Linked DNA regions of Homo sapiens: region 2 is linked to region 1. A link is a loop called in an ENCODE intact Hi-C map of the cell type or tissue named here. Cell type or tissue: K562. All regions are shown on one strand. Each heading gives the region's core, and the rest is flanking DNA. Links, peaks and the distances in the headings are about the cores only.

Region 1 (17,387 bases), core at 5,253-13,252:
GATGTTGATGCTATTCCTTTCCATTTGTTAGTTTTCCTTCTAACGGTCAGGCCCCTCTGTTGCAGGTCTGCCGGAGTTTGCTGGAGGGTCCACTCCATACCCTGTTTGCCTGGGTATCACCAGCGGAGGATGCAGAACAGTAAAGATTGCTGCCTGTTCCTTCCTCTGGTAGCTTCATCCCAGAGTGGCACCCTCCAGATGCCAGCTGGAGCTCTCCTGCATGAGGTGTCTGTTGATCCCTTCTGGGAGGTATCTCCCAGTCAGGAGGCATGGGGGTCAGGGACCCACTTGAGGAAGCAGTCTGTCCTTTAGCAGAGCTCAAGTGCTGTGCTGGGAGATCTGCTGCTCTCTTCAGAATGGCAGGCGGGGACGTTTAAGTCTGCTGAAGCTGCGCCCACAGCTGCCCCTTCCCCCAAGTGCTCCTGTCCCAAGGAGATGGGAGTTTTATCTATAAGCCCCTGACTGGGGCTGCTGCCTTTCTTTCAGAGATGCCCTGCCCAGAGAGGAGGAATCTGGAGAGGCAGTCTGGCTATGGCGGCTTTGCGAAGCTACATTGGACTCCACCCAGTTCAAACTTCTCAGCTGCTTTGTTTATACTGTGAGGGGAAAACTGCCTACTCAAGCCTCAGTAATGGCGGACAACCCTCCCCCCACCAAGCTCCAGTGCCCCAGGTCAACCTCAGACTGCTGTGCTGGCAGTGAGAATTTCAAGCCAGGGGATCTTAGCTTGCTGGACTCCATGGGGGTGGGATCCACTGAGCTAGACCACTTGGCTCCCTGGCTTCAGCCCCCTTTCCAGGGGAGTGAATGGTTTGGTCTCACTGGTATTCCAGGTGCCACTGGGGTATGAAAAAAAACTACTGGAGCTAGCTCGGTGTCTGCCCAAACGGCTGCCCAGTTTTGTGCTTGAAACCCAGGGCCCTCATGGTGAAGGCACCCAAGGGAATCTCCTGGTCTGCCAGTTGTGAAGGCCATGGGAAAAGCGTAGTATCTGGGCTGGAGTGCACCATTCTTCACGACACAGTCCTTCATGGCTTCCCTTGGCTAGGGGAGTTCCCTGACCCCTTGCACTTCCTAGGTGAGACGACACCCCACCCTGCTTTGGCTTGCCCTCCATGTGCTGCACCCACTGTCTAACCAGTCCCAGTGAAATGAGCTGGGGACCTCAGTTGGAAATGCAGAAATAACTCGCCTTCTGCATTGATCTCGCTGGGAGTTGCAGACCGGAGCTGTTCCTATTTGGCCATCTTGCCAGCCACCCATGTGTTTTCAAATGAACTTTGAATTGGTTTTTGTAGAATTAACAGCTTTCCTTTTATTTACCTGTTCTAGGACCATTGCAAGACAACCTATTTATTAAAGAAATGAACCAAGCATTAAAAAAAGACAGACTAGATAATGGTTATATGCTTTTTATTTGTGACATTTGAATACCCAAGCTCACATATAACTGATTTCCTAAATATCATTTAATTTTATGTTGCTTTTCTAATTGATTTAATTGTTAGTTTTCCTTATAGTCAAATGCTTAATACAATCATAAATGGAACCAAAAATATAGTAAACATTTCTTTTTCTGATGTATGTAAAAAAGATACAGGAAAATTCTGAAATCAGATCACTATAAGCTAGTAAAACAGGCGAATTATTTGATTAGAAATGGACTCTTCCTTCATAAGTTACACAAATCCTTATGTAGTCACTGAAAATTCTTACTCAGAATTAATACCTGTCCAGAGGGAAACAGCCTGTTATAAAAGCTTTCTGTTAATATATTTTTTAAGGCAGGAAAACAATCATTATTTCCAAACACACTTTGTTTGTCTAATTCTAGGAGAGAATCACCAATTTCTTCAAGGTCCAAAATGATCAGAACAAGAATGACAACAGTGTCAACCAAATGATGCCTCCAACTCCTTTTAATGATTGTGCCTTGGTACACATTTCCTCAAAGATAATGGCTATACTTTTCCCACAATCTTTTTGCTTTTGTTTTCTCCCAGTGTGGTACTCATGGAGTATGGAAGGGACATAAGGTTTAGAGAACATAGGAAGCAATTTGCTTCCATCAATAACCAGAATGATGGATTGACATAAATCAGCACAAAAAGATAAGTGTAATTCTATTCAAGTCCCTTAATGTTTTGCCAATTAAGGTTTTTTTTTTTTTTTTTTTGAAACAACAACAGTGTAATCTTTAACAGGGATGTTAAAGGTAAGAAGTCAGGAAGATAAACCAAAATGATTGAGTATGATAAAGAATTTTGCATGGCGATTAAAATAGAAAACCTATAAATGTAGAAAAAGCAGGTCTGGACTTAGCAAAGAAACAATATAGTTTGGAGAAGGCATGAAATAAGTTCTTTTCATGTTCACTGCTGGTCACAGCCATAACAGAGAGTGATGTGGAGAGCTTTGGGAAGGTTTCACGTTGAGTTACATCAGTGGTCAACAATGGAGCAACAAGACTCCGTAGAGGATGCCACCCTGGGAGAATTGCAAGGGAAAGGAGGCTGAAGCACAACTGGTAATAGCCTTCAGATATTTAATGGATATGCAAATAAAGCTCTGATTAATTGTATTTTCACTTATTATATATCATCTTTGGACCTTTCTAAAAGTGGGACACTAGAAAAGATATACTGAAACTCAAAAAGAATACTTCAGCTCGAGTTGAATGGAATTCAAGATGTTGTGGAGGGTTCAGTGGGTTGGTTATACCAAAGAATGCTATAGAATTTCCATGCCCGAAGAACTGTGAGAGGAGTATAGATTTTTTCACCAAGGAAGTTACTGGCATGGTTTGAGAGATAGAAGGAATTGATTAAGAAACCTCTCAAAGTTTCTTCCACTTAACCTGGCTCTGAGACTCTGGGTCTTTGGAAATGAGAAAATACCCAGGGAAGAGAAAACGAACAATTTAAGAAGCAGGAAATGACTCTAGATCAGTATTTCTCAATTACAGCCGTGTAAGACATTTTCTTCCTAATCATCTCTCCCTTGCACCATCACCATGAAATTTTAATACCACATAAATACTTTGTATCTGTTTATGTACTTGTGATCCTTTGGAGGGTCACAACTCACTGTACTATCTAAGAGTTTTCCCAAAAAAACCATCTGACAATTAGGGAGTGTGTGCTCTCTATAAATAAACTATGGGTCCAAATGGGAGGTCATTGAAGACGGGAGAAAAAATAAAAGCGTTGAATATTTCACCTCTGGCTACAGGGAGCATACAAATCCTCACTTGCCCATGCTCTCACGTATTGCCTGCACATGGAAACTTCCTTCTTCCCCTCCCTCCTGTTATATGGAAAGGGATGAATGCTTTGCTAGTGCTATATCATCTGACTGCAATGCTTATAATATTTTGGGGATCCTGGGCCTCCTTGAGAACATTAAGGGATGAATGTACGTATGCACAGCCTCACACTCTATAAATGTATGTGTCCTGAATTTCAGAGCTTAATAATGAATTATGGAACTTGATAATGATTGGATCAGGCAGACAACACCTGATCAGTCCTAATATCAGAAAAGAGACAAGTAGACATTATGTGCTTCCTGAGGTGAGGCAGTAGTAAGGAAACAACATCACACATGTAGCAGTCTTGGGAAAAAAAATGTAACCTGTATCTCGTAATGAGGAAACAATCAGTAAAAAAGTCTAGATTGTGGGACATTCCACAAACTTGCCTGAACTCTTTAATAATGTCAGTGTCATGAAAGACACACCACACACACACACACTGCACATCATACACAAACACCACCCCACCACCCACCACTCAGACACACACAAAAGGGCAACTCTAATCAATTAAAGGAAACAAAAGAGAATGACAACTACATATAACGTATAATTCTTGATTGGATCCTGGATTTAAAAATAAACAGCTATAAAGGATATTTTGGGGACAACTGGAGAATTTTGAATATGGATCATATATTAGATTTATGCAGTATCAGTGTTCAGTTTCATGGGCGTGAAAATATTGCAGATTTATAGGACAATGCTCTTATTAAAAGAAAGAATATGATGAAGTATTTTACATTTTCATGATGTCTGCAACTTATTTTCAGAAGGTTCAAGAATAAGAATGTGTATTTACAGTGAGAAAGAAAATGTGAGGCAGGTGCGGTGGTACATGCCATAGTCCTGGCTACTCAGGAGGCTAAGGTTGAAGCTCACTTGAGGCAAGGGGTTCAAGGCCAGCTTGGGTAAAATAGGGAGAGACCCCTTCTCTTAAAAAAAAAAAAGGAAGAAAAGAAAACAAGGCAAAACATTAACAACTGATGCACTAAAGGACATAAGGGTACTCACTATAATCTTTCAACTTTGAAACTTTTACTTTAAAATTTCCCAAAATTAAAATGAAAGCAGAAAAAGAAGGAGAGTAGGACAGGTTAGGAAGAAGAAGGAGGGTTGTCAGTCTCTGACCCAGAGGGCTGAAGCTCCATTTATAACAGAGATGAACAGTTAGATGCAGTCAAGCAGAGGAGATAAAAATTGACTGCAGAGATTTTCTTCAGAATGTGCCAAAGTTCTGTGGGAACAGGAATATTCTGTGATTAAAAAAAAAAAAAGGGTAGTTTGCCAGAATTTACCCTAGAAGAGTTCATTAGTGCAATTAACAATATAAGCAGGAGGAAATTCTTCCAAGAAGCTTAAAAAGATTTGGATTTTTAAATTGAGTGGAAATTTCATATGCACAGTTAATAAAAAATAACCTTAAAAAGAATGAATAACAAAGGTCTCCAGATTCCAGCCTCCTGCTCGATTATGCACTGCTGAAATGCAGGAACATATTCAACTTTTTAATGTAAAAATCCTGTGGCGTTCCATGATGCACAGCTACAGAGTTCCTCCAGGGCATGGGCTCCGTAGTTACCTCTCTGTGCCACTGTGCTGCATTCCCATCTGGTAACTGTGTATTGCAGAGGCTGGGACTTAGGGGCTCTTGTTTCTGTTCTCTGGATCTCTGTGATGGTCAGATATTCTTTTGGCCAAAAGAGATGTAGGGAAAAAACTTTGCCTATCTTGTCCTCTCAAAGTTACTTAGGAAGGGGGACAAAAGTATGTTTATTGTTGACCAGGGCACAGCAACATGGTGAGGTAGCAGCAATTGGATTCCGTGAGATGACCTTTACGAGACACAAAGCAAGGTTCAGGCTGCTTGGTTAGGTCAACAGAGAATGCCACTGTACCCACAGAGACAGCCCTTTCTTAGCTTGGACAAAGATTTCATGATTCTAGTCTTTTGTGGCAGCCACAGAGGGCTTTAACACATTATGATTGATAAAACAAAATCAGAGTCATTTAGTTATTCTTTAATCATTATTACTTTAAAATACACTAATACATTCTTATCTACTTCCCTCCACCGACAAATATTTTGCTAAATTAAAAGGATCACTGGAAGTATTATGACCCCCCTCGTCACAGGTGGTCAGAACCACCACAGTTTTGTGAATGAATCAGAGAAGGCAACATTTCATCAACGAAAACTCATTTAGGTTTCAAAAGGCAGGATGTAGTACAGAATGCATTATTCTGACTGTCTTCTGGAATAGAAAAATTGGAAAGGATGAAAGAAGGAAGTTAGCTCCAGCTCCACTGTTACCTTGGCAACCGTGGCCCAATCACAGGGGCAGAAATTAATTTTGTGCCGTAACATAACGTGGCAGAGGAGTGGGGAGCGTGGAGTGGGGAGAGAATGACGGCTGGGTTTAAATGCTCAGAAGGCTAGTGGGGAGGGTTACAAGTCAGCCGTCTGGGTGTTAAATCTACACGTACCAAATAACCAATTGTACTTTTTTCACTGAAATGTTAGTATTATGTAGAGACAGCCACGACTCCCTGTCTTTAATAAAGAACAAACACTGCAGTAATCATGCCCAACGCTCCCGCTGATCATTCTTAGTTATTTAGGACTTTTATTTCTCTCTTCTGGGAAACAGGAAAGAATATCTTCCACTGAAGAGACAAGGAATGATGGTGGTTATAAAAAATACATTCTGATCAGGTGAACTGGTAACTTGTCAGCTTTACGCTAGTAACCAGTCTCTTCCCTGCAGTTAGAACGTGAAGACCCTGTTTGGGGCAGAGACAAGCCACCCCATGGAGTGTCCCTGATAAAACTATTTATTAGGGAAATGCTATGGACGCCTCGGCAGGGAGAGTAGGGAGGTGCAGGGGATGGGTAGGGGTTCAGGTGTCTCAGAGCTCCACAGCCCTGCACAGTGTTAAACCACAGATCAGAGCAGGAGCTTTTAGAGACCTGAAAGGAAGGCTTATTGCATAAAAACTTGCTGCACATCCAGAGGTCCAAAATTCACCCGGCACTTAAAAAACCAATCACAGAGAAGTCGGCCAGCTGACAAGACAGATAAGTGGAAAAATACGAACACGCATCTCAGTCTCAAAACCTGAATTCCAGTAAAGCTTAGGCGGCAGGTCACAGGCAGAACTGTGCCATGTGTGGAAGTGCAGAGGCTTCCTCGTGGACAATTCCCCAGCCAGAACGGTCAAGGGGCTGGTCCTTCTTTCACGTTGTGGTCTGCCTCGTCCACAGGTCTGGGCTAGCAGCACTCAGAAGGTTAAGAGCACACAAAGTGAGTGGGGAATGTCTCTCAGGAGTCACTGCTTGCCTCCACCTCTGCTGTTCCTGGGAGTAGGTGTGTCATTTCAGCCAGGGTGGTCCACCTCCTGCCCGCTCAGGGCACCAGGAGGAAACAGCTTTCCTTTCTTCCAAAGGGTGAGGTGGAGCATTAGTGACACATCCTGCTCGTCATTTCTTTCTGGAAAGCAAGGGGAAAAGGATGGTTAGGAGAAACTATAAGCAGAGCAACGATTTGGTGAAGGATCCTGAAAATGCTCTTGGAATCTCGAGAGCCTGTAAATGAAAGCTTGCAAGCATGGTCCATGAATAAGGCTTAGCATGAGGGTATGTTCCATCTGTTTGTTCTGCAGAATTTTTTTTTTCCATTAAGGCACTGTTTAAAAATTTGACTCATGTATCAAAATTCAGGTTGCTTGCTTGCTTTTTCTGAGAAATTGCAAGATTTGGAGCTTCTGAACAACTGGAGTTGAAGAATGGCTGTCCTCTTCAGCAGAAGAATTTGCTCTCCAGTTTGCCCCAGTCCTTGCCACTCCCACCTGACTTCCCAGCAGGAGCCATGTAGCACTTATGAACTGATACAGTAATTGGATTTGGACTGCTAGTTTTCTTCGAGTAGGGAAAGATTTAAGTTTCAATCAAAGATGGAAAAATAAAGGATAAGTGGGTATAAGTCAAGAAAAGCAGGAAGGAGGACATTTTTAAAAATAGAAATGAATAATACACCAAAGTGTCTGACATGCGTCACCTGCCTGGCTCTTGTGGGTATTTATAGATCCCGAATAGCCATCCTTTCTCTACCCCTGGGGCTCCGCACAGGTTGAGTCCCATGCCTATGGTCCGCTGCTACCACATCCTGCGCCTGCCCCTCTTCATTTGTCAAATTGCCACTCATTTTTCCACCTCAGGTAAGGTGACTTTTACCTGCTGGGAGACCTTCCCGCACTCCTGCCCCACTCGCTGTGGAGGTAGCCACTCTCTCCTCCTGTGCACACATTGATTCTTACATGCAGTGTATGAATTTGTACATCTCTGTGTGTGTGTGTGTGTACTGGGGCTCTGGACATGTCTGTTGGCCCTGCTAGACTGGGCGCTACTAAGTGCCAGGAAAAAGAAGCACTCATTGAATCGCCCCATGTGCTTTCATCTTTGTAGCCCCTGCCCCTGGCACTGTGCCAGGGTAGTGGCTCCTCTTTCATCTCCAAGGATGGTCTGAGGAGCAGGCTAGTAATGAGCCCTGTGCCATTTAGCATCTTGAGAAGACAAGTTTCATGTCACTTTAGTTAGATGAACGATCTTCCAAGTTCTACCTGCTGCAGAGCTGACTGCAGCTACTACATCTCTTGCATACTGACCTGGACTGCCACACCTTATATAATAGGAAACATCGAGAAAAAGGAGACTGAGTGTGGGAGTGCCAAGGTGTTCAGAGAAGCGTTCTATTCGAAAACCATACAGATGTGCTGGTTAAAGAAATAACAATAGACAAGGCAGAATCTAGGCACTTTTGCATCTCTATAATTATTAATACAGGAAGTTACAAATCTATGTGTATATCTAATTTTTTCAATTTTTAATTTTTTCGACAGGATCTTGCTGTTGCCCAGGCTGGAGTGCAGTGGCAACAGCTCACTGCAGCCTCAACCACTCGGGCTCAAGCTATCCACCCACCTCAGACTCCTGAGTAGCTGGGACTATAGGCACACAACACCACACCTGGCTAGTTTTTAAGTTTGTTGTATAGACAGGATTTCACCATGTTGCCCTGGTTGGTCTCAGACTCCTGAGCTCAAGCATTACCCATCTTGGCCTCCCAAAGTGCTGGGATTACAGGTGTGAACCACTGCACCCAGCTTTTGGCTTAACTCTTGATGACACAGACAAGGAAAACAAGATGGGAATACAACAAGAGCATGTGTGTGTGTGTTTGAGAGAGACAGAAAGAGAAGTAGGGAGAGAGAAAGTGTGTTCATGGGATAAACAGAATTTTAGCTTTATAACTTAATTATTTGCAATAGGTCTGTACTTTTGAAAAGAAAGAAGCTAGCTATAGTTAAATATCTATAAGATGCCAGGTGCTTTGGGGTGGTTATACCATTGCATCTGTATAACTCTAAGACAGGGAACTATGACCTCCAATGGACAGAGGAAGAATCCCAGTTTCAGAGCAGAAGCTATTTGCTCAAGGTAAATGGGTAAGGTACAGAATGCTCAACAGTAACCGCTGCTTTTATTAAACAGAGGCCTGCTGTTTGCCAGTCCCAGTGTCTACTGCTATACAGATATTATACTTTGTGAAGTAAGATTTGCCATCTCTACTGTATTGATGAGGAAAAACCCTCAGGGAAGGAGAGTACCTTACCAGGTCACATAGAAAGCTGCAGGTCTACGGTTTAAACTCAGGTCTATCTGACCGCAAAGGCTTGCTCTTTCTACTACACCATGTGATTGTAGGTTAAAGCCTCTAAGATAGTCTTATGAATATGCAATCGGATAATACTGGCATATATTAATTGACATATATAATTATAGGTGGTTGCAGTCATTCATGAATTTTCAAAATGCCAGATTTTTTTCTTTATCCAGACTGATGCCAGTTTGAATTATAGGTACAATGGGCAAATACTAGAACAATTATGCCACTGAGAGAGTATGGACACTAGAAATATGGCAGAGTTTTTTTTTAAGTAGCAGAGTAACAGTTTCAGAGAGGACAGGGTACTTATTCAAGGTCACTGAGATGCAGGATAAAAACTGTTTCCTGGGATGCCTCTTAAATTCATAAAGGGAATGTATGGTTGAAATAGCAGATCAGAAACATCAGGAAAGACATTTGAGTTGGATCCATCCTTCAAAGCTCTGCAAGACTCTGCAAGCTGTATTCTAGCACTTGCCCACTGGGTGGAGCCAATGAGCTGTTAAAAAAAAAAACTCGTTTAAATAAACAAATGGCAATGCTAGGTTCCATCGCTTTCTTCATCAGAGCCCTCCCGCAGGCTAGCAGGGCCAAACACATTCCTTCCTCTCTGAGAGTGTGGCCAAAATAGCTTCTACCCAGGGTGCTCTTTACAATGAATTTGCCATTGCTGGAGTTACTGAATGCCCTGTGTATTAAGGCAGGCCACTAAAGAACTCCAAAACGTGTATTAAAAGGCTTCCGCTGAGGTGATGAGAAGCTTCTGAGAAAGTTCCTGGTGACTGTGCTTGGCTTGTATATGAAGATTTTCAAAAACACCTGAATTTTTCAAAATGTGTTTTTAACAGAAGATCAAAGTAGAATCTTGGTTGTGGTCACTCGGTTTCATTTGTTTTAAAATAAAGCAGTAATTGATTCTATGAAGTCCCTGGTTCTCCACTGTCAACAAAACAAATTCCATCCTCTGAAGCCTGTCAAAGAAAGAGGACCCATCGCCCCCTGCTCACCTCCTGCTGAATTCCCTCCCACTCACCACACCAGCCAGGCAAACTAGACTTCTCCAGGTCTCCAACTGGCCAGTTTCTAGTGGTTTCTTTCTTATATCTGGTAAATATTTTCTGCCCTTCTCTGCCTGGCAAATTTTGACATCCTTTAAGATGCAATTGTCAGCTCCTTTCTTGGGTATCTCCATCACTTTGCACACATTTGCATTCTATCACATTGGAATTCATCATTTCATTTTTGCCTGAATCTGAGAAGAACATTAATATTTTTTAGTATATTAATGTATGATGCATATTTTATTCAAATTGTATAACAGGATGTATGGTTTGATCCAGTTATTTTGAGAAAAAATATAAAGAAAAATATGGGTCCAACATGATAAATTTATCTTTGGGTGAATACAATTGTGTATGTTTTCTGTTTCTAATTTTTTTGTCCTTTGCGGAGTCTGAAGTTTTAGATATTTTTGATATGCATGAATTTTTTTCTAAGAAAACAAGACCGGTTATTTAAAAAACAAAAAGGAAAGTAGACAGAGACTCCAATCTGAAATCATATTTCACTTTAGAAATGAAGTTAAAATGACATTTGCCTAGTTTTTGTGGGGACGGTGGGGGTGGATGAAATCAGCCTGTCTTTTACATAAGATACTCAATTTTTTCTGTTCTGATCTAAACACTTTTTAAATTTAAATCTTCTTTATGTACTTGTTAGCAGTTGGAAGAAGTTCTTGATAGCCATTGAACAAACTTCCGTGAACTCTAAGTGTCAAATCTTAGTCTAACCTCAGTGTACCCATTTTTATAACTGGTAGTCAGTGGAGGATAGGGAATAATGATCCAGAGAAGTAAAATGACTTATTCCAAGTCACACAAATACTCTCTGACTTAGGCAAGACTACAAAGAAATCAACGCTCTCAGTTTACTGCACTACATCATCACACATTTTAGTAATCTAATATTCTTTTTTTTCTTTTTCTTTTTGAGATGGAGTCTCGCTTTGTTCCCCCAGGCTGGAGCGCAGTGGCGCGATCTCGGCTCACTGCAAGCTCCACCTCCTGGGGTCACGCCATTCTCCAGCCTCAGCCTCCTGAGTAGCTGGGACTACAGATGCCCGCCACCACGCCCGGCTAATTTTTTGTATTTTTAGTAGTTAGCCAGGATGGTCTCGATCTCCTGACCTCGTGATCCGCCTGCCTTGGCCTCCCAAATTGCTGGGATTATAGGCATGAGCCACTGCGCCTGGCCCAAGAAGCTAATTTTCATATGGAACATATGAAGAAGAACACTTGATGTTTACTAGGGGACAGTCATCATGCTTGCACAGCAATTTTAATAAGTTAACTCTAGGAATTATGAAACAAGCGCCAAAAAGCAGTGACATCATCACAGAGTCATAGGCTGCTGTTATAGCTGGGAGGAAACATGGGTGTCACCTACTCCAACACTTTAATTTCGGAGATGTGGCAACTCAGACCATCGGAAAGTAAGTGACTTCCCTAATGCGGCAAAACTAATTAGTGGCAGAACTGGACTGCTGGCCTGTGGGCTCTCTGACTTCACATTGATTCGAAAGAGGCAATTTGTGTACACAGGATTTCTTAGAGCTGGCTTGATGTGCTGCAGGTAAAATCTTTATCATCTCATGATGCTCCTAAACTCCATTAATGGCTTTCAGTAGTTTTCAAACCAAGTCTCCACTGTAACATACGATGCTGTTCCTGATCTAGACTCTTCTCAGGCACTCAACCTCATCCCCCATCGGTGGCCGACGCTCCTTCTCTCCCATGGAACACACAACGATTTCCATACACATGCTCCTCTCTTCCCAGAACACCCTTCTCCCATCGCCAACACCCTTTAACGCTCTTGACCAGTTGTCATCTCCTTAGGGACACATTCTTCTACCCTCCCACCCTGTCCCCAAGGAATCCTAGGTGCTCCTCTTCCAGATTCCCTCAGTGCCCATGACACCTTTCACACTGTTGTGCGACCGTTTATCACATTCCTGGTTTCAGCACCAGGCTGCTCTTGAAGAGAGAAAACCTATCTGGTATTTGTGTAGACCCTGGTGCTCAAGACCTGGCACATACTAGGTGCTTAAAACATATTAAATTAAACTGAAATCCAATGAAAAGGAACACTTATTAGGTCTACAGACCCAAGTAAAATGAGAGGTGGAAGGAAACACGCATTTCATACCTACGATGGGGAAGGCACTTAGACTTACCTTGTGCACTTTCTCACAACTCTATGAACTAGGCATTACTTTTTCTAATTTACAGATGAGGAAAAGGAGGCCCAGAAATTTGAACTAACTTGCCCAAGTTCACCCAGCTAGTCAGTGTAACAATAATGATTTAGTGGACTCAAAAACAAAAACAAGCAAACAACATTCTGCTTTCATTACTCTGCTGGAGGGAGGAGCAAAAGAAAAGGAGTGAGTCTTTTTGTTTCTGTTGTAAAATGGATAAGGGGGGGGAAGAGCTACCACAGCAGCATTTCAAAACCCATGTCTTCTTTTAATTACCAGCTTCCTGCTAACTCTGAGACACCAGGAGAAAGGGGGAGGAAGAAATACTTGAAACAAAAAATAATCAAGGAAGAAAAGCAGTATGAAGAGATGTAGAAGGCTCCGCAGTGTGGTAAGGAGCAGGAGGACCCTTGGTGCTGGAAACTTTGGAAAAATGACTGTTATATACGTGAACTCCTGCCCCTAGTAACCACCATTAAACAGCCAACGGGTTAAAGCAGGGCAGTGAGCAGTACGCCTCTCTCAGGGCCACATCTGACATTATGTTGTGTACTTCTCACTAACCATTTTAAAGCCGTTGGATGTTTAATGGTGGCTACTAGGGGGAGGAGTTCACGTATATAAAGGAAATTGGGCTCTCTAATACAGCACGCCCGCACACGTGTATACTCATGCGTACACACCCCTGAAGTAATGGAAACAGAACGGAAAGTAGGAGAGATTCATCTCCCCCAGCACCTTTTCCAATCATGCAGCTTCATCAATACATTTTAAAGGTAAAATCAAATGTGATATTGCTGAAAAGACACGAGGAAAGCTGCGAGTCCCCCGGAAAAGGCCGTCAAAGGGTATTGCACGTTTCACAAAGTGCCTCCCTGCCCATTAATCAGCAGTGCAGCCTCAGTCCCAGCTACCGGCCCCGTGCCCGAGCTTGGCCCTGTGGCCTGCCGTCAGCCCCATCTCCACTCAGATGGGACATACCTGGAAAAGTGGCTTGAACTGCAGCAGAAGTACAGAAGCCACATTTCTGGCTGGGCTGGGGGTGGACAGCACCAAAACCCTACAACCGGGAAGAGTTTCATTCCCCACAGCAAGGCTAAGGCCCTCTAGGGGTAGAGGCCAGGTCAGAAAGAGGGCTTTCTGGAAGCCTTTCGTCTCACAAATTCCACTTCTTAGAGACTTAAAAATCTCCAGATTGTACCCATATTTCATTAGTTTCTTCTGTGATGGCTGTGGATTGAGAACACTGACCATCTTGAAAATTCCCTCTCTCATGGCTTTCCCCTGCCCTTCCTGCCTCCATTCCAAACAGCTGTGCTGGCGAGGTCTATGCCAAGGTTTCACGGCCCCCTCCCAACAGGGTCCTCAGCTCCTGCCAGCACTCACTTCCCTCAGGCCACATTTCCACACTCAATGTTACACCAACATTTTGCTATTTCCTTATCTCAAGATCTAACCCACTTATAGCAAAAGCAAGTCCCTCTGGACTGGGTAGTTTTCTTGGAGGAGTGATGAGGATGAGACCAAAGAAAATGAGCTGGCATCAGCAAGGGATTCGGGTTCTCAGCTATACCGTGTGGGCCCATTTGAAATCCTCTTGGACTGTAGACAGGGACAGCAATCAGTGAGGTTTCTTCTAGTGTCGTGGCGCTATGAGAGGCATGGTGATACTGTTGTCAAAAGAATCCCAAGGCAAGGGCAGGTGTGCTTTCAGGGGCTGTGGAATCAAAAGAGGCAGTGGTATTGTGGTAAGGCATTCAATGATCAAAATGAAAACCAACTGTTCTCTCTGAATCGTCCAGTTTGAAGGGCTCAGAATTCCCTGTGGCACCATGCTGCCTGTGGTCCTAGAGGTAACAGCCACATGATTCCAGTATGCACCAAGGCCCAGAAGCACCACTCTCTAATGCCTGCTGGTGTCCTCAACAGCACTGGCTGGAAAGGTACTGCTGAAGATCCAGGGAGAAATAAAACTGTTTTCCTGCATCTCCATTTCCTACTAGATCAAGTCCTCAACTTCCCATGACTTGCAAGGACTTCTGGATCTGCTTCCCGCCCCTGTCTGTGGCCTTGCATACACCTTGCTTCTGTTTATCTTGCATCTTTGCACACTTGTTCCTTCTGCATGGAGAGCCCTATTTCCTTGTTTCCTCCAGAGCACTCCAGTTCCTCTTTCCCAGCCCTGCTTGGGTGTGGGTGAAGCTTACAAGCCACGTAGGTGGGAGACAGAGCAATTCCCAGAAAGGGAGCAGAACTCTGGGTGTGATGAAAGAGAGATAGAGGATCCCAGCAGCGCCCCAGAGCTGGTTGCTAAGAATTTGCCCTGGCAGCTGGCTCTCCTTCAGACGGGGGTGCAGTTCTGCTTTGAAGGTGAGTGTCTGACTTCAAGGAAGACCCATGAAAAACATCAGGCTGCTTGCTGCAGGGAAATCCCCGGAAAAAGAGAGGAGAGAAAAAAAGAAAAGAAAAACAAACAAGCAAATACAAAACATCCCAAACAACTCTACAGCCAAGTCCATGTGGCAAAGCGGGAACCGTAGAAGGTGGGAACAACAGCAGGGCAGCTCTTGCCTGGCCTCGGGCACAGGGAGGCCACTGTGTCGCTGTCGGGACCACAGCTGTCCAAACGAGGCTGGCTCCCCACTTCCTGTGGTGTTTCTCTTTTAGCTTTCTAGAATCCAAATAGCTGTATGTATCAGAGGAAATAACACTGGCCTTTTCCCAAATGCCTTGGCAACTCCAGGGGAAGGACCCCTCCCACCCCGACTCCGGTGGACAGGCAGGTAACTCCACAAGTGGGGCCTCCTGGGGCATGACTTTCTAAGGAGCCCTCAGTTGCATCCTTGGTGCAGAGTGAGGGTGAGTCCAGGGCTGCTTAATCTGCTTTCCCGGACCATTCCCAGCTGTTTGTGTGAGGCTGTGGAGGGAGTGCTGCAAGTTAGGGATCCCTGGGAACCCTCGGGGAGAGTCTCCCTGCCATGCACTCCCCCTAGGCTCAGGGGACTTCGTTCTTGCCCTCAAGGCCTTTTCTGCAGTGGTCAAGCTGGTGGAGCTTCCTGCCTGGAAGCTTGTTTTCAGAGGAGGGTAAAGGGACCAGGAGTCAATGGTGGAATCCTTAGGCGAGGTTCAGGCATGAGGCCTAAACATTTTTTTAGGAACTATTTTTTTGTAACGTTGTTGTGTCTGTTTCAGAGCATCTGGGAGAGAGAATTCCAGTAGGGGCTGACATCAGCCACCCCAAATTTATTTTGGAACTAGGCTTTATTGGTATAAATAACTTGAGAAGTGAACGAATGAATGAATGAAGCCGTGCCAGGTCACAAGAGTCAGAGTGAACAAGATGGGGCAGTGATAAGAGAGCCATCATTAACCAAAGTGTCTTGTGTTCCGAATGGAGTAGTTTCTATCATTTCCTGCACCTTTTCTGTGTGCCAGGCACTGTGCTCAATGCTGGACATCATTTCATTCAATCCTTACATCAGTCTTATGGGGTATGTGGTATCATTCTTATTTTACAGAGGGGTAATGGAGGTTAAGTACCTCGGCCATGGCCACATCACTAATAATTACCCTGGCCAAGGTTGAAACTTGAAAACCCATCCTCCTAACCAGTCTACTATATCCTGAGCCATCGTGCTGAATATATCTTCATTCATATCTACATGTGCTGTTTCAGTTGAGTCTCTGAATCAGCGGCTGTACCACACCAGCATGGGCCACGGGAGTAGGGACTCGGCTGGCAGGACCGTTCCCAGGAGGCCCACAGCCAGGGCTGCTGTTCTTCCTTTGCTAGCATCCCAAAGTCTGAATTCTTATAAAGCAGGCAGGGCAGCCAGTCTACAAAAATATTTTTAAAATTTCCCCAACTCTAAGTATATACAGGATCCAACCAGCACACAGGAATTAGAAATGTTCTTTCTGCTCTCTTTTAGGAATGTGGGTGGCAAATAAGCCAAACGAAATAAAAATAGAAACAAGGCAGGCCAGACTTCCCTAAACCACACAGAACAATATTTATTTGATTAATTCTGTTCCTAAACAACAGCCCACATTACTGACACGGAGGGCGTTTCCACGATGGAGGGGTGCGTGTGTGTGAATGTGTGCACATATGTGCAGGCTCCCAAGTGCACATATACATATGTATGGCTAGATAAACACACACACTCGCCACCCACGGAGAATATTTATTCATACCGATACAAAAATCAAACTGCTCTTCTTTTTCCAAACCCTGCAAACATTAAAAATAAGTCACTTTATGTAAACATATTCAGCCTCCTGATTTACATTGTTTCTTATAAAGACAGAGCTGCACATTTTTGAAGTTCTCTCATTTAACCACAGGAGATGGGTTACGGACACATGGTGGGTTGCCTCATAGTGCATCGTGAAAGCAAGAGCATTAATCAAAACTGTTTGTGGTCACTGTATCTCTGCAGATCCCCTCCCTAGAGCCCCGCAGCCCACCCCTCATTCTGCAACTCTGTGCTTTTTTTTTAGCACCCTGTCTTGCTCTGTGGATCCACCTACCATGTCCTTCCCACCTGTATCAACCTGGCTGATGCACTGATGGGACAGGGGATCCAACCTGATTTCTGCTCAGACTGATGCTACCTGTGATCAAAGGAGCCTGTGATTTCTGCTCAAAGCGACACTGAGATCTCTGACATTTGGCTGCTGCTCCCCGCTCCTTTCCTCCTCTGTTACCCAACTTCTCCAGAGCCCCCATGGAGGTCTGCACAGTTGGCAGGAGTCTGCCTCCCTCCTTCTCATACCCAGCATTTGTCAGCGCAGCTGGATTGGTTTCTGGCAGATGCTGCTGCTGCCCCTTGTTCTGGGATGAGCAAAGGGTGACTGAGTGCACCCACCCGCTTTGAGGAATGAAACAGATTTCAGCATGGCCCAATGCCCCCTGTAGGGTTGTGCAGTTCCTTAAAGGCTGGATGCGGGAGGGCAGGGGAAGGAATTCTCACATTTGCTTCTGTCATGTGGCCTTTCTATCAGGAGTGGGAGGGAAGGCACTGGCCGGTGAAGCAGAGAGTACCGGAAACTCCAGGTTAGGTTGCAGGCACCAGAGTTTTATTTA
Region 2 (15,751 bases), core at 1,067-9,066, 200 kb after region 1:
CGACATGTAGCCCCTCCCTCATGAGCTCAAGAGCCCCCAGCACGTGTTCTACTCACACACGCACAAGCTTCAGTGTCCCTTAAGATGTTATCTCCTGGAAAGTAGGAACAGAAAGAGAATATTTTCAGGTAGTTTGGAACAGAATGAATAACATTCACATTCCTTGCCCAAGTCAGTACAGATTAATTTCCATCATTTCCAACTCATACTTTATACATTTCCCATAAGAGGAAAATCATGCTGGTTTTCAGTAGCATATGAAAAAAAAAAAATTCCAAGAGGATTCTTTTGCCAAGCCACTTCATTACAGCTTCCCCTTAGAGGATACCAAAGAAGCACAGGGATATTGGAAAGGTGTCACCATAGCAACATTGTAATAGACAGATGACAATAGAGTAAAAGCGAAGAAAGCACATTTGCATAGTCATTGACAAACTTGGACCTACAGTCATATTGCTCTGGGCAGCAGTGCTCAGAGTCCAAGGGCTACTCAAAGTAAATTTGGTAAGAGGCTATTTCTATTCATTTTGGCTGAGTCTGACTACCCAGTTCATTGTGCTCATGTGTGTGCTAATTGTAATTGTTACAGGCAGTTCACTAACAAACAGCAGACATCCTCAAGAGTCCCTTTCATCCTAAGCAATGTGAGTTCACAAATCTAAATGTGTACCTAATAAATCTTCAATAGTAAAGCGTACTTCCTCCTTACCTGCTTCTGTTTTGTTTTCAAAACCTTAAATAGTCACAGGTATAGAGAAATTGTCTCAATGCTTATGGGAGCTTCTGTGATAACTTATGTTAATTAACTCTGGGTACTGAAAAGAAACAAACGTGCATGGCTTCCCCTAAGCACTGAGGTAATGGCAATTCAAATAACAGCAAATTTATATATGTGATATACACAGATTTATATATATATAAATATATCACATATAGATATATAAGAAGACATCATATATATATACACACACATTTTAGAGATCATATATATCTTTTAAGCAATTTCAAACCATACAAGAATCCATATATGATCTTAAGGCATAATTTCTGCCAGCATACTTCTCAACATTTATAATGACACTAAATGTCTATAGTCGTTTCCTCTGAAATGCACATTACATCAATCCCTTTTTGTGAAAGTGGAACTAAGGCATAAAAAGGTCAGAGTTCAGGAGCTGGGAAGAACATATGACAGTGTTCAAAGTTGTTTCAGTGACAGCTGAACAAGATAGTGTCATGTGGAATCATAATGGACAATTATCTGCTTTCTGGTCTATAGGAATAGAGTGAGTGTTCTTTCCCAAGTTTAAAAAAAAATTATTGAAAAGAGACTGTACTCTTTCTTCCTGCTCTTAGAATCTGTTTTGTTTATAGTGACCCAATGCTCCTTCATATCTATCAGATGGTATTTTTTTCTTATTTAAAAATACCCATGTGGTTGAGGCTGCAGTGAGCTATGATTGCACCACTGCACTCTAACCTGGGCAATGAGACCCTGTCTCAAAAAAAAAAAAAAAAAATAGTTTGTATCCTTAATAAGCGACCCTTCTTCTCAAGAGATGAGCCTGATGTTTCTGTCTGGCTTAACATTAGCCAGGTGTGGTACACTTGTGATCTGCCTCAGTATTCTGAGTAATGGAGAGGAGTTCTCTCACTGTGAAACAGGTCAACTTAGATACGATCCAAAAAGGGTTAGTTGCCAGGAGAACCAAAGTCTAAGGTAGTCATATCTACAAGCCCATAGCCTGGACCCCCAAATTAATCCTACAGTGAGACTTTAGCACCTTTCACAAGTGGAGAAATCAGACCACTGTGTGCTCAATGGGTTTGGAATGTTGTGCTTTCAAAGTAATTAATACAGAAAGGCATAGAAAGATAGAGAAGAGACTAGTGACTCATGGATGCTTCCAACGTGATATAACGCCCCTTTCTCTTCTAAATAGTAAAATAATGAAGATCTCAAAGAGACTTTCTCTCTTTGAGAAACACAGCTTTACTGCTTTTGTGATCAATGCCCACTGCCCTCACCAACAAATCAGTCATTAATTCCCAACTGCCTTGCATTGCAAATATAGAAAAAAAGGTTTTTGGATCTCCTTAGCTCTCTTTGAATGTCTATAGGAAAGAAATGAAGGAAGTAAACTTTTCTACTGCCAGACTGAAGGTAGATTTTGATAAACTTGGAACCTCTCCAAATCACCCTCTACCCTCCTGGCATAGAAAATAAACAAGATTTTTCCCTTTACATCATAATTAAGGAAAGAGACAAAAATGAAGGTATCATCCAACCTGATCTTCTTTAGCCTCTAGCTGTTCTAACGACACAGAACTATTTTCTCAAGATTCCAATTAGGTTTGCTATACTGCTCAATATTAATTTCCTCTTAAGAAGCTACTTCACCATTTGGAAAGCCCCTTGGGTTGAATAATTATTGAATTTCTAAATGGCCTCTGGCTAGCCTCAATTGCATGAGTGTTTCATGTACAGTAAGTAATATGAAAGAGGCTTGCCTTGGGTATTGAACAGCCTCTAATGATGCTTTTCAGAGGGAAAAAATCCCTCTGAAAAGATTTTTGGAAAAGTTTCAGTTAAATTTTTCCCAAGTCTTCTTGTCTACTGCTCAGCAGAGTCTCTGTAGAAATGAATAGATAACTTCCTTCCTTCATTTTTCCCTTCCTTTTTTCTTTCTTTTATCCTGCCCTCTTCCGTCTTTGTTTCTTTCTCTTCTCTTCTCTGTTAGAGGATTTATGATAGCTAGGTAACTCATTAAGGTTTCTATCCAGTGTCCCAGAAGAATAATTCTTCTTTTTAATAAAATGAATTACATTTTCATTCCCTTTCCTTGTCTTTTTGTTTTCCTGTGTTCTTTTTGGTTTCTTTCAGCAGATGATAAACGATGTTTTCCTTTGAAATTGCTTCTCACTCCTGCTCAGACGGTCAGCATGAGAAGTCAAAAGGAAAGCATACACACTAGTAAGAGAATCAGGGCGTGGAAAAGGGTCTCTAAGACCCCAACCCCCAAGAAGGAGATGGAGACCCAAACATGCCAGTCATCAGTTTGAGGCTCATAGCTTGTTAGTTTAGAGCCAGATTTTGTACTTGTAGTTTGAGGAGCACAGCTTGTTAGAATCCAGATCTCATGGCTTTTAATCCAGAAATATTTCTTTGTTTGGGAGTTGTTTTTCATTGTTGCTGTTGGCCAGTAATTACGGTACTCTTGTGAAAAGGCTGTTTTATAGGTCAGTTATTTGGAAAGGCCGTTTTCCGTTTGTTTGGTACTGAATAAATGTGCTTGCCTTGTTCATTTGGCAATGTCCTGAGCTCCTCAATCTCTCAGTCCCTTCTTTTAGAAACAATGGTTTGCCTACAGGATGCCAGGTGCTTTTCTCAGGGCCCTGCTCCTGTTATATTTGATTTCTCTGTCAACCTTTTTACACTACTACATACGCCCAGAGTGACAGAAAAAAGGGAGAAGAGAAAGAAAGCAAAAGGAAACGAGAAAAGGAAGTTGAAAGCAAAAGAGGAAAGAAGGAAGGAAGGGAGGGTGGGAGGAAGGAAGGGAGGAAGGGAGGGAGAGATGTTGAAGATCACCAGTGACTTATACAGGAAAATTAATGATCAGATATCCTTTGTTAAATTTTAATACTGGCAGTCATGTCTGTTATTAGGGAATCCAAAAGTGATGAAAAGCAATCTCCCTTCCTTCTCCTCTGCTCTCCCCACTCCTACCCTACTACGCCCCAGGTTATACTTCACTGCATCTACTTGGATGATGACATAGGAGTCTGGCATTATGTTTCCTTAAAATTTGTCTGCCTTTTGTGGGGTTTGGTTGCCAACCACCCCTCTTATCCTACCTGCAATTTCCTCATTCCTTGTTTTATTTTTAGAAGAACACACCTACCCAGACACTCATTCTTTTTTACAAGTAGTCTAGTTGAAATGTGTTGACCTTGACCCCTATCGGCAGAACTGCTCAGCTGACCCATTGACTCTTGAGAAATAATAAGTAGTTGTAGTTTTAAGGTGCTACATTTTGGAGTGATTTGTTATGCAGTTTTATTGTGGCAATAAATAACTGATACAGATAATGTGGTGATCTTGATGAATACAAGAGTGCCTGGCCCGTAAGTAGACACTCAATAAATGTTGGACTGGAATGAACTGGCAAATAGAGTAAATTAATATTCATCAATAGGGGCTTAATTAAATATGTTGTGACATAGCCTAACAATGGAACACAATGCAGGTATTAAAAACAATGAATAAAAATTCAATGAGTTGATGGCTTAGGATTTGTATATTTGTCTGTGTATTATATTACATATCAGTAAAGAAAGCCTGTATACAAAGCAGCATGATAGCCTTTTAATATTAAAAAATCTACAATGTATATATTCATAGGAAAGTATCTGGAAGTACATATACCAAGATGTTGACAATGGTTCTCTAGGTAGAATCATAACAGGTTAATTTAAAATTTTTTCTATACTTCTTTATTTTATTTGAAGACGTTCAACTTTATTTTTTATAATAACAAAAGAGTAAGGTGATAAGATACTCTTTTCCTGAGTCCAGGACACATGGGGTGAGCTACCCTGATATGACATTTTCTCTTTCTCTCCCCAAAGCACAATGAAGATCTTGAAGGGCACACAGAGAGAGGGAAGGCAACAGAGGCAGGCTTTGTTGGACACCAAATGAATGTACTGAGCCATTGTTCCAAGACAGCTCTGTATTTTAAAGCTCAGCATGGGCCAAATTCAACCTCTGGATGAAATATGTGATTCTTGTGGCATTGTCAGAAGTGGCAAATGGATTCTCTCCTCCTAAATGTGGTGTGACTCTCCCATCAACCACAGGTAGCAAGTAACGGCACACTTGCCACGACCTCTACTGTCTGCTTTCTGTATCACTGCCTCAATCATGCCCCTCCTCTTGCCTTGTCTTGGTGAAGAGTGCCTGGCCAGCAGCCCTGCCTACCTCTCTCTTCTGGCCCTAGCGCCTTGCTCCAGCCCATGTGGTTCCAGCAAGCTCCACTTCAAGGGGCCCACCCTCCAGGGCATGTTCCAAGCATCACCAACCAGAGGGCTTCTTCTCTGAGAATTTATACATGGACCTTGAGGTCAGCAAGCAAGGATGATATAAGCCAGAGTTCTCTGCAGCCATCCCCTTTTCACCTCTCTCAGTTACGGATGAACTTATCTGTAAAATGGGAAAAAGAAACGACAAGAGAAGCACAGCTGAGAGAAACACCAAAAGAAAGAGTTGAAGACATTGTTTGAATTCCTGCATCCAGTAGTGCCCAAAGCCAGTGCCAACCCTGGAATTCCTAGCTACAAGAGCCAATGAAGTCCCTTTTGCTTTAGTTTGAGGTGGGCTCCTGTCACTTGCCACAGAAACTAGGAGAAAGCACAGTGTCTGTGCTGCAGTGAGAGAGGGCTAAAGTCCTCAGGGACAACCAATAAAGCACGAGAGCCAATGAATAAATACTTGAGGTGAGCAATTACAGGAGGCATTCTTTACATTTCTTAGAGAGCCAAGCAAAATTTAGCCCCAGTTGCCTGAAGTGGCCATATATATTATTATTAATAATGAATATAGTCAATAACCTGTAGGCAGCTCAGAAAAAATCTCAGTCATTAAGTGTTAAAGTACATTTGAGACCATTTGCCTCAGCATCTAGTGCAGCTCCGGATACACACAACGTGGAGGGCAGGGAACTAACATTTGGTGAGCACCTACTATGGGTTAGGACCTGTGCTGGACATTTTCACATACATTAGTTCATCTATTCCTCCCGAAGATCTTGGATGGTGGGTATTATTACCTTCATTTTGGAGATTAGGAAACTTGCCTAAGGTTCATACAGAGCTTCTTCGGTGCTCTCAATCATGACTGTTCCCTTGCATCCATCCCCTCTGTAAGAACTGAGATTAGCGTTTAGGGAGTTATAGCTGGTGCAGTAGACACCTCAGATGCCCTGTGTCACATCTCTTGACACATCTCTGATTTCAGTGCACTTATGATGTGGCCTCTTTCCCAGATCTCAAGCACGCAGCAGTCATTATTTCACTATCTGCCCCGGGACGGTTTCCACAGATGCAGGAGCTTGCTCAGCCTAGGAGAAAGCACAGTGTCTGTGCTGCAGCGAGGGAGGGCTAAAGTTCTCATGGACAACCAATGGAGCATGAGAGCCAATGAATAAATACTTGAGGTGAGCAATTACGGGAGGCATTCTTTACATTTCTTAGAGAGCCAAGCAAAATTTAGCCCCAGTTGCATGAAACGGCCAATTGCCAAATTCATCCTTATATTGACTTTTCCTCCTTCGTGTTGCAGGCTGACTGATCTCTCATTCCCACTTCCTGGAATCACCTCCCAAACAAACTAACTGCATACTAGTCCTTGTCTCAGGCTCTGATAGTGTGGGATTCCAAACTGGAAATGAAGACCATCTTGTGTACTGACTAGTGAAGGAAAACGTTATTGTTGTGAAGTCTGTAATAAAATAAGCTCAGCTTAAACCAGCAAGAGCAATTCCAAGCTAGGAACTATATTAAGAAATAGTCTCTTACATAGAACCCCCTTTGAGAAAATATACTCAAAGTCTATAACTTAAACATGCCTGGAAGGAAATACATCAAAATATTATTTATTATAATTCAATATATCATATTATTATATTAATTATTCTTCTCTTCTGAGTAAATTTTCAATGGACATTCCCCAGATGTTCCTCACTTCTCTTATCTATCAGTCTTGATCTGCCCCCTGGGGAATCACAATTCTTGTCACTGCAGTTAATAACCTTTTTTTTTTTTTTCTGTGACTCAAATTAGGTAGAAGATACTTAGCCATCATTCTCCACTTGGAAGGCAGCACAGCATGTTAGTTCAGAGTATGGTGTGGGCAACAAAAGAAGGTCAAATTCTAGTCATCTGGGTCACTTGGTCTGTCACCCAGGTTTTGCTGTGGAAACAAACAACTGCTTGTGATCATTAATTTTTAAATATGGACTAGGCTAAGGGATACCGAGATAGCTGGTAAAACATTATTTCTGGATGTGTCTGTGAAGATGTTTCTGGAAGAAATTAGCAGACTGAGTATAGAAGATCCACCCTTACCAATGTGGGAGGGCATCATCCAATCCATTGAGGGCCCAGAGAGGACAAAAAGGCAGAAGAAAAGCGAATTTGCTCTCTCTTCTGGTGCTGAAACATCCACCTTCTGGCTGGCCTTTGAACTTCAGGACTTATCCTACCCTAGCACACCCACCCTCCCAATTCCCCCATCCCATTTCTCAGGCCTTCAGGCTTGGGCTGAATTATACCACTGGCTCCTCTAGTTCTCCAGCTCAAAAACAGCAGACTGGGGGACTACTCAGCTTCCATAATCATGTAAGCCAATTCCCATAATGAATACCACTCCCCCACTCTGTTTCTCTTGAGAACCATGATTAATGATTAATATAACTCCAAAACTTAGTGGCTTAAAACTGCAAAGATTAATGCATGGCTTATGCAGCATGCACATCTTGATGGGGGTGGGAAAGGGGGCTCTGCCCATAGCTCCCACTATAGGACCTAGCCTGCAGAGCGCCACTATCTGGAATGTTAGTGGCCACTGTGGCAGAGTGAAAAGGAGGCAAAGCTCATGCAAAGCCTTCCATCTGAAAGTGATAAACGCTGCTTGTTCATGTTTCATTGGCCAAAGAGAGTCATGTGGTCATGCACAAGTTTCACTGAAAGGGAAAGGGCAATCTGCCTTGCAGATAAGAAAGGAGAAAAAAAGGGGGAGATTTTGAAAATGATTGTCCGATTTGGACAATCATTTAACCTAAGCTTCAGTGTTCTCATCATGTACTGAGGGGATATCCACTTTACAAGGTTATTATGAGGGTTAAATGTGAAACTGTAAAGTACCTGGCACACAGCCATTACTCAATAAATGCTGCTATTTTGACAGTGATCCTTTGTTTACCTGAAATATAATATTAAGATTTACTCCAATCTTTCCTACATCTCTGGGAGTAAAAAACTCTTGAATCTTTTTCTGGAGGTTGCATTTTCTAGTCTTTAAAAATGAGTCCAGTGCCTTTTCCCTGAATTTCTCCAAATTCTGACCATTCTAAGATATGGGTTCTAGCTCAGTGCTCCTCACACAGAAAGGTTCTAGTAAGGAATGAGAAAATACTTTCTGCTTTAAAGAAGAGCTACGCAAATATTAAATGAGAATAATTATATCTATTATTTATGGCGAATATTATTCTAGTACTCAGAAAAACTCAGCATAAGTTCATTAGAACAGTATGGGCCACATTAGAAAGAACATATTATCATTATGTTTGAAAAGCTAGGACTGGGTACAAAGTTACTACGATCGTATGGGCTTAGTTGGCCAAGTATGTTATTACAGTTTCAATGGAACCATCATCTTGTCAACAGAACACACAGTGAAACCTGCAGGGCCTTCCTCTGGCTTCATGACAGTGAGTAGACTCTCGCTTTCCCTAGGGAAGGCAGGGGCCTGGTAGGGTCTGAGCAAGAGCCTGAGGCATAGACTGTGCCCACCCTCCCCTTCTCCCTCCACTCATGCCAGTTTTTGGTTTAGAAAGCCAGCATTTTGAATATCAAGTCTCAAGACTTTCTCATTGTCCTCAGGGTGGGTTGCTGCCCCCCACACCCTCCTTGTTCCCATATGAAGGTCATTGACCCCTAGTTTTGTAAGGTGTTTATTCTTGCAGAATTTGGACCAGGGACTTTCTGTTCAGCAAATGATTCAGTGCATGTAGACCCTGAGGTTGTTTACATTTTCAGGAACTGCTATTGCGAAACTAAAAAGGTTTATTTTACGTAGTGGGGTTGCTTTTGCCAGATGAATTCATTTGCTCAAGTTATTTTTAAAATGTGCTTTCCCTTAGCTCCTTAGAGAAGCTCTGGTCTCTTGCCTGTGTGGGTCTAGGCCAGAAAAAAAAAAAATGTTGAGGCTATTAATGGAAGCCAGAGAAAATGTCTGGCCAAGGTGGATCAAAGAAGGTTCTCAGTTTTGACCCCAAATTTTAACTTTCTGAATGCCGGGCTAGCATACTAGCTGGTCCTGGCTCCAGCAGCTTAAATGACTCATGTGCCTAGAACCAGGAAGACCATGCATATGAGTTTCAAACTGCTCCTACAGGTATGTGTGGAAGGGGGACCCCTATGACAGAATATTCATCCAGAAGAAACTTGCCCTGCTGCCAATTGGAAGTGCCACAGTCCAGCAGCAGTGAGACTGCTGGAAGCAGTCAGATTGCAGAGCACAAACTCTCTAACTCATCGGGGTCAAGTGGCCTGAAATGATTCATCAGGCTGCTTTGCAAACATTTTATTTAACAATTGATATTTAGAAATAATTTTTTATGACAGTTTCTTATCTTTTGGGGGAATCAGAGACCCCTTTGAGAATCTGAGGAAGGCTATGGAGAAATATCTGATGAAGCCTGTGGGAAAAAAAACTGCCATCCAGAAAAATGTATATATGCAAGCTGTCCCTTAAAATGTTAGTGGTATCATTGGGATGACATCCAAAAATTGTCAGGGAAGTCCGTAAATCCCCTTGCTTCAGAATTTGGGGAAACTTTAAACCTCAGATTAATGGTATGTAGATACTATTCATTCATTCAGAGCTTACTGACTTCCTGTGTCATGGCAAGCACTATGTTGGAAGCTGGAAATACAATGATGTATAAGACAAGGACACAGCCTTGTGGAGCTCACAGTCTAATGGGAGACAAAACAAACCCATAATAATGATGCATGATAATGAGTTAAGTGCTATGCTAGAACTGTAAGTGTAGAAGCAAACAAGAGCCCCAAGTAGGGTAATCAATTCAATATATATTTAATAAATGCATTACGTGCCAGGCAGTTGGGAATAAGCTGGTGCATAGACAAGATCCCTATCCCATGGAGCCTTAAGTCTGGAATACTCTCAACTAAAAGTTAGAGGAGGGGCCTGGAAGAACATGATGCCCACCTAAGGTGAATCCTAAGTAAAGTTCACCCAGGTGAAGTGGGTAAGCGTATTGCAGGTAGTGGGAGCAACACGCACACAGGCCCAGTAACAGCAAGGTGAGTCAGGGGAAACTACAAATAGTTCATCAGGGCTCTCCATGAAGGCAGGAGCAGTGAGAGACAAGGGTGGAGAGGTGTGCTGGGGGCAGATCCCCAAGGCTCCTGTGCTTCACCATGGATTGTGGGTTGAAGGTTGTCAATGAGGGCTTTTTTTTTTTGAGACGGAGTCTCACTCTGTCGCCCAGGCTGGAGTGCAGTGGCGCAATCTCGGCTCACTGCAAGCTCTGCCTCCCGGGTTCACGCCATTCTCCTGCCTCAGCCTCCCAAGTAGCTGCGACTACAGGCACCCGCCACCACGCCTGGCTAATTTCTTGTATTTTTAGTACAGATGGGGTTTCACTGTGTTAGTCACGATGGTCTCAATCTCTTGACCTCGTGATCCACCTGCCTCGGCCTCCCAAAGTGCTGGGATTACAGGCATGAGCCACCACGTCCGGCCTCAATGAGGGCTTTTTAAGGCAAGTCAGGAGTTTCCTATTAGAAAGATCACTCTACCATAAATGGAGAAAATTGGGCAAAGGGGAGGGGATGGCTAGTGGGTGAAATCATGGAGACTAGAAGGAAGGAAGCTGTTGAATTAATCTAGACAAGAAATGATAAGGTCCTAATAGTGGCAGTGGAGATGGAGTAAAGTGGACGATGGGAAAATGGGATGAGGCCTCTGGAGAGCAGCTCACAGGCAATTTTTTTTTCATTCCCTACAATGACATTTGCCTACGGCAACACACTCTGCCACATGCAATGAGGTAGTGACTGGCTCAAGCTAAGGAAATAATCTTGTTACTGACGTGGTATCACCGGGAATCATGGCTGTATAACTGTAGTTTCATAATCAAATTTTGGAACTCTACATTTAATTGCTTAATGGTGATGATGATTATGACAGGAATAATACTGATAATAGCTGCAACCCAATTTTATTGGACACTTATTCTGTGCTAGTTACTGTTCCAAGCATTCTGAATTTACTAACCCACTTAATCTTCAAGTGACTCTATCGGGTAGGTTCTATTCTTACTCTTAAAGAATAGATGAGGACACTGAGGCAGCACAGACAGGTTTAATACCTTGTCTAAGGTCACACAGCTAGGAAGTGAGAAAATAAGGATCTGAGCCTTGGAAATCTGGTTCTAGGACGCAAACTTCCAAAAATTCTCCTATCAATTTACAATGACAAACATAAATTATGGTCTTTCTCCATAAAACTCAATTTGAGCACTAAAACTGACTTTTTACCATTTGTTATGAACATTCTGAACAATCACAATAAAAAGTAGTGCGGAGACACTATTCAAGTCTCTAAAAACATCTTAGGAGTGGTACATGAAGCAAAATGCTGGGTGTGAGTGTTTTTGCAGATTCAGGCTCCAAAGAACAAAAAAGCAGAAAAAACAAACAATGGTGTTTTTAAACAATGAATGTTGTTTTCCTTTAGCCATAAGGGAATTTTAAAACTTGACAAACTCATTCAGCTTTCAAAGCATTCCACATTCCCCACCCACAAGCAAATGCCAGAAGGTGCCAGTTTGAGCCAACTCAGCTCAGGAATGACTTTCTAAATACTGGATCAGATTTCTTGAATGTCCGCGCTCCACAGATGGATACTTACTATTGTCCTAATTGGTCTGATGAAAAGTACTTAGCAATTTATCAAGCAATTAATTTAACAAAAACATTTCAGCAAGAGATGAGATGGTGTGGCACAAATGCAGAAACAGAAATTTGAAAAGATTCAAATGTATTACTTCAAAAAGATTGAAAAATTGCTGCCTAAAATCTTTGAAACTTTAGAGCTAGGTTGTGCATAGGCTTAATTTTTAATGAAGAATCTTCTGGGAAAATAAGTTTTTGATTATATAAAGAAAGCAATTTCCTTGATTTGCAGGAAATAATTCTTTTTGGGGAAAAACAAATAAATTAATATTTAATATACTCATTACATCCATCCAGCTAACATTTACTGGAAGCATGCTGTGTGCCTGGCACCATGCTAGGCACTGAGACACAAAAATGAAAAAGACAAGAATCTTGTTCTTTAGCCTAGGTGGGGAGATAGATAAGCAAAGGAATAGTGTAATAAATGCAATAAAAGAAATACGTACTAGCTAGACCTGTGGGAAGAAAGGTTAGAAAGATGAACAGAAACTGTGCTAGAATTTTGGACCTAATTCTGTAAGTGTTGGAGAGCCATTAAGCAGAAGTGATCGTTAGATTTAATTTTAGAAGGATCATGCTGTTATCAATGTGAAGAATGGGCTGTAGTGGGGAAACGCCAAAGGCAGATTCTGTTCCACTCTTCATAAAAATCGTACCACAGCACTCTGATACCCTTTTTGCTCTCTAATCCATTTCTCTTTTCCCCCCAACACAGATAATTTAGAAATTATTTAGTCTTTTAAAAGCGCTGGTGTCCAAGTTTTTGAGGTTTTCCCAGATATTTGTTATTGGTTAATAATTTAATTCCATTGTGGTCAGAGAACATATTTTCTATGACTTGAATCCTTTTAAATTTATCAAGATTTGTTTCATGGCTCAAAATACGGTCTATCTTGGTACATGTTTCATGTACTCTTGGAAAGAATGTGTGATTTATTGTTGTTGGGGACTGCTGTGCTCTACAAATGTCATTTAAGTCAAATTGTTTGATAGTCTTGTTCTAATCTTCTATATCCTTACTGATTTTGTGTATTCTTGTTCTACTAAACATTGAAAGGATATTAAAATCTCCAGGCTGCGTGCAGTGGCTCATGCCTGTAATCCCAGCACTTTGGGAGGCCGAGGCAGGCAGATCACGAGGTCAGGAGATCGAGACCATCCTGGCTAACACGGTGAAACCCCGTCTCTACTAAAAATACAAAAAAATTAGCCAGGCGTGGTGGTGGCCGCCTGTAGTCCCAGCTACTGGGGAGGCTGAAGCAGGAGAATGGCGTGAACCTGGGAGGCGGAGCTTGCAGTGAGCTGAGATCCTGCCACTGCACTCCAGCCTGGGCGACAAAAAAAAAAAAAAAAAAAATCTCCAAACATAATTGTGGACTTGTCTACTTCTTACAGTTCTATCAGTTTTTGCTTCATCTATTTTGACACAGCTATGAGGTGAAAAAACATTTAGGACTGTTATATCCTTTTGCTGAACTGACTCTTTTATCATTATAAAATGATCATTTTTACCCCTGGTAATATTCTTTGCTCTGAAATCTATTTTGTTTCATATTGTCACTCCAGTTTTCTTCTAATTACCAATATGATGTATCTTTTCTCCATCCTTTTACTTTTAATCTGTTTGTTCGTCCTTTATTTTTAAGGTGTGTTTCCTGTTGGCAGCATATAGTTGGGTCTTGCTTTTTTATCTGATCTGAAAATCTGATTTTTTAAGGACATTTCTAAAATTGAAAAATAAAAGTTGTATATATTTATAGCATACAATATGATGTTTTGAAATAAGTATACATTGTGAAATGACTACAGTTAATTAATATATACATTACCTCACATATTTATTTGTAGAGAGAACACTTAAAAGATACTGTTAGCAATTTTCAAGTGTACAATATATGTTGTTGGTTATAGTCACATTGTACAATAGATCTCTTGATCTTTAGCTTATTCCTCCTATCTAACTGAATAAGTTGTACAATAGATCTCTTGAACTTATTCCTCCTGTCTAACTTTGACCAACATCTCCCCAGCCCACCGCCTCTCCCCAGCACCTGGTAACCATGTTTTTACTCTCTGCTTCTATGAGTTCCAAGTTTTTCAATTCTGTGTGTAAGTGAGATCATGTGGTATTAACAATCTCTGACTTTTAATTGGGGTGTTTTGAATGTTTATATTTAAATATCTTTAAAAGATAATTGACTGTATAAGTAAAATTAAAAAACAATAAAGTGTGGAGTTTATAATGTTTGTAGAAATAAAAACGTTAAGACCATAACAGCAAAAAGACAACAACAGTAAGTTTCTTAAGCTATATGTCAAGTAGTATATAAACTGGTTATAAACTGGTAAATTAGAAAGAGGTATAACCCTAAAACAACCACTAAAATAAATCAAAGAGTATAGTTAATAAGACAATAGAAAAGACATAGTAGAATAAAAAAATCCAAAAGTAAGGAGAAAACAAAAAGAACAAATAGAAAACAGCAAGATGACAGCTTTAACCTACCATGCCAATAATCATATTAAATGTTCTAAATGCCCCAATTACAAGCTGGAGATTGTCAGATTGGATGAAAAAGCATTTATGAAGCACTAGTCAGGTACTGAACTAAGGATCGTATAAGGTCTCATTAAATCCTCTGGTGAAGTACGTATTATCACTCCATTTCCAATATTTACAAAATGAACCTTGCATAGGTTAAGTAACTTCTCCAAGCAGCACAGCAGGGATTCACACTCGGGCTCTGAATAGTGCAAGTAGACCTGTAAAACCTGCTTCCTTACTCTCCTTTCAATTCAGCTACACTGAGTACCAGTTACATGGAGTTACTAAGTTAGGAGCTGTGCCCATGGCAATGACTGTAACTGTCTGGGATGAAATCCACCTTTACCAGCTGTGTGACCTTGGGCGGTGTATTACACATCTTTAAGCTTTAGTTTCCTCATTTGTAAAATGGAAGTAATAAAACTAGTCCCATAGTGTTACTGTGTGTTAAATGGAGGTGGTTGACTGTTTTTGTTACTTTAAGCTATACCCTGCAGATCATAGGAGAAATATCAATTTGTGCAATTCTACATCAAAATCAAAATAGTATTATATAAGAGTGATCTGTTTAAACTGTAGCATTATAGAAATATACTATAGAAGGAACTATTTTATATTTACTTTATAGTATTATATGAAGTTTTGGTTTCTTCTTTGAGAATCATAGTAATGTGATCAGTTAGTCTTCTTTTAAAGAAACCTCTCATCCCAACTATTCTATTTTCAAAAAAAAACTTTTTCTTGGAGTGAAAATGTCAAACCTATTCCTAGCTTTGCAGATGAAAGTGTTCAGATTCCTTGGATTTTTACTTTGGATACATGTATTAGATACCTGGGATGAATAACTTCAGTTTAGGTTATATTAATATTATAATAATAAGAATGTTTAAAAACAATTTATCTAAATAGTATTTTACATTTGAAATATTAATATATAATTTGAAAAATCAAAATGAAATCCAGAGAGTTAAGCAGAAAGTTTTTTTAACATAAGATTATATTATAAAGCTTCTTTAAATATTTTTTCTTTGAAAAGACAAAATTAATTTTAAAAAAAGTTTAGATCCAGCATGACTGTCAGCTGAACAGAAGCTGATCAGTCTTCAAATATCATAGTATTTTTTTCTGAATGAACAACTGAAAGAGGCAAAATTTCAAATATATTTTATTCAAAATTCTCCATTTAGGAGAAAAGATATATAACAATGTTTACACATGCTTTAATAACTTATTTCACTGTACAACTTACATTCTGTATAACAGTACAATAAACCAGCCAAAGAAAATAACCAGTTAGCACTTAAATAAGAATCTACCATGTAAAAAACACAGTATGGGACACTACAAGGTAGTATTTATATATTTTTTAAATGACTGAGCTACAGTACAACAGTCATCTAGTTCAGTGGTTGTCTAAAACATCAAGCTGTCCAC

What was found. Peaks named below come from ENCODE experiments on the same cell type or tissue, not always from the same donor. Only the 100,000 strongest peaks of a DNase experiment are listed, where the experiment ranks them.
Region 2: it touches region 1 in a loop (9-fold over the local background); 107 of 110 quality-filtered maps call a loop at or near these places.

What each region holds. Positions count from the first base shown.
Region 1 is chr9:27,323,813-27,341,199 of GRCh38, forward strand. It overlaps MOB3B (MOB kinase activator 3B), which reads right to left. Exons shown (of 4, transcript NM_024761.5): 4 at 1,397-6,804. The coding sequence ends at 6,775. Among named protein-coding and RNA genes, the nearest start is that of EQTN, 35 kb to the left of the region's middle. In K562, for the core only: a CTCF peak has its summit at 9,522 (motif pointing right); a DNase peak (open chromatin) is centred at 9,629.
Region 2 is chr9:27,531,081-27,546,831 of GRCh38, forward strand. It overlaps C9orf72 (C9orf72-SMCR8 complex subunit), which reads right to left. Exons shown (of 11, transcript NM_018325.5): 11 at 15,466-15,751. Among named protein-coding and RNA genes, the nearest start is that of MOB3B, 9.1 kb to the left of the region's middle. RefSeq lists a silencer at 4,711-5,005. In K562, for the core only: a CTCF peak has its summit at 4,894; no DNase peak of the experiment used is centred there.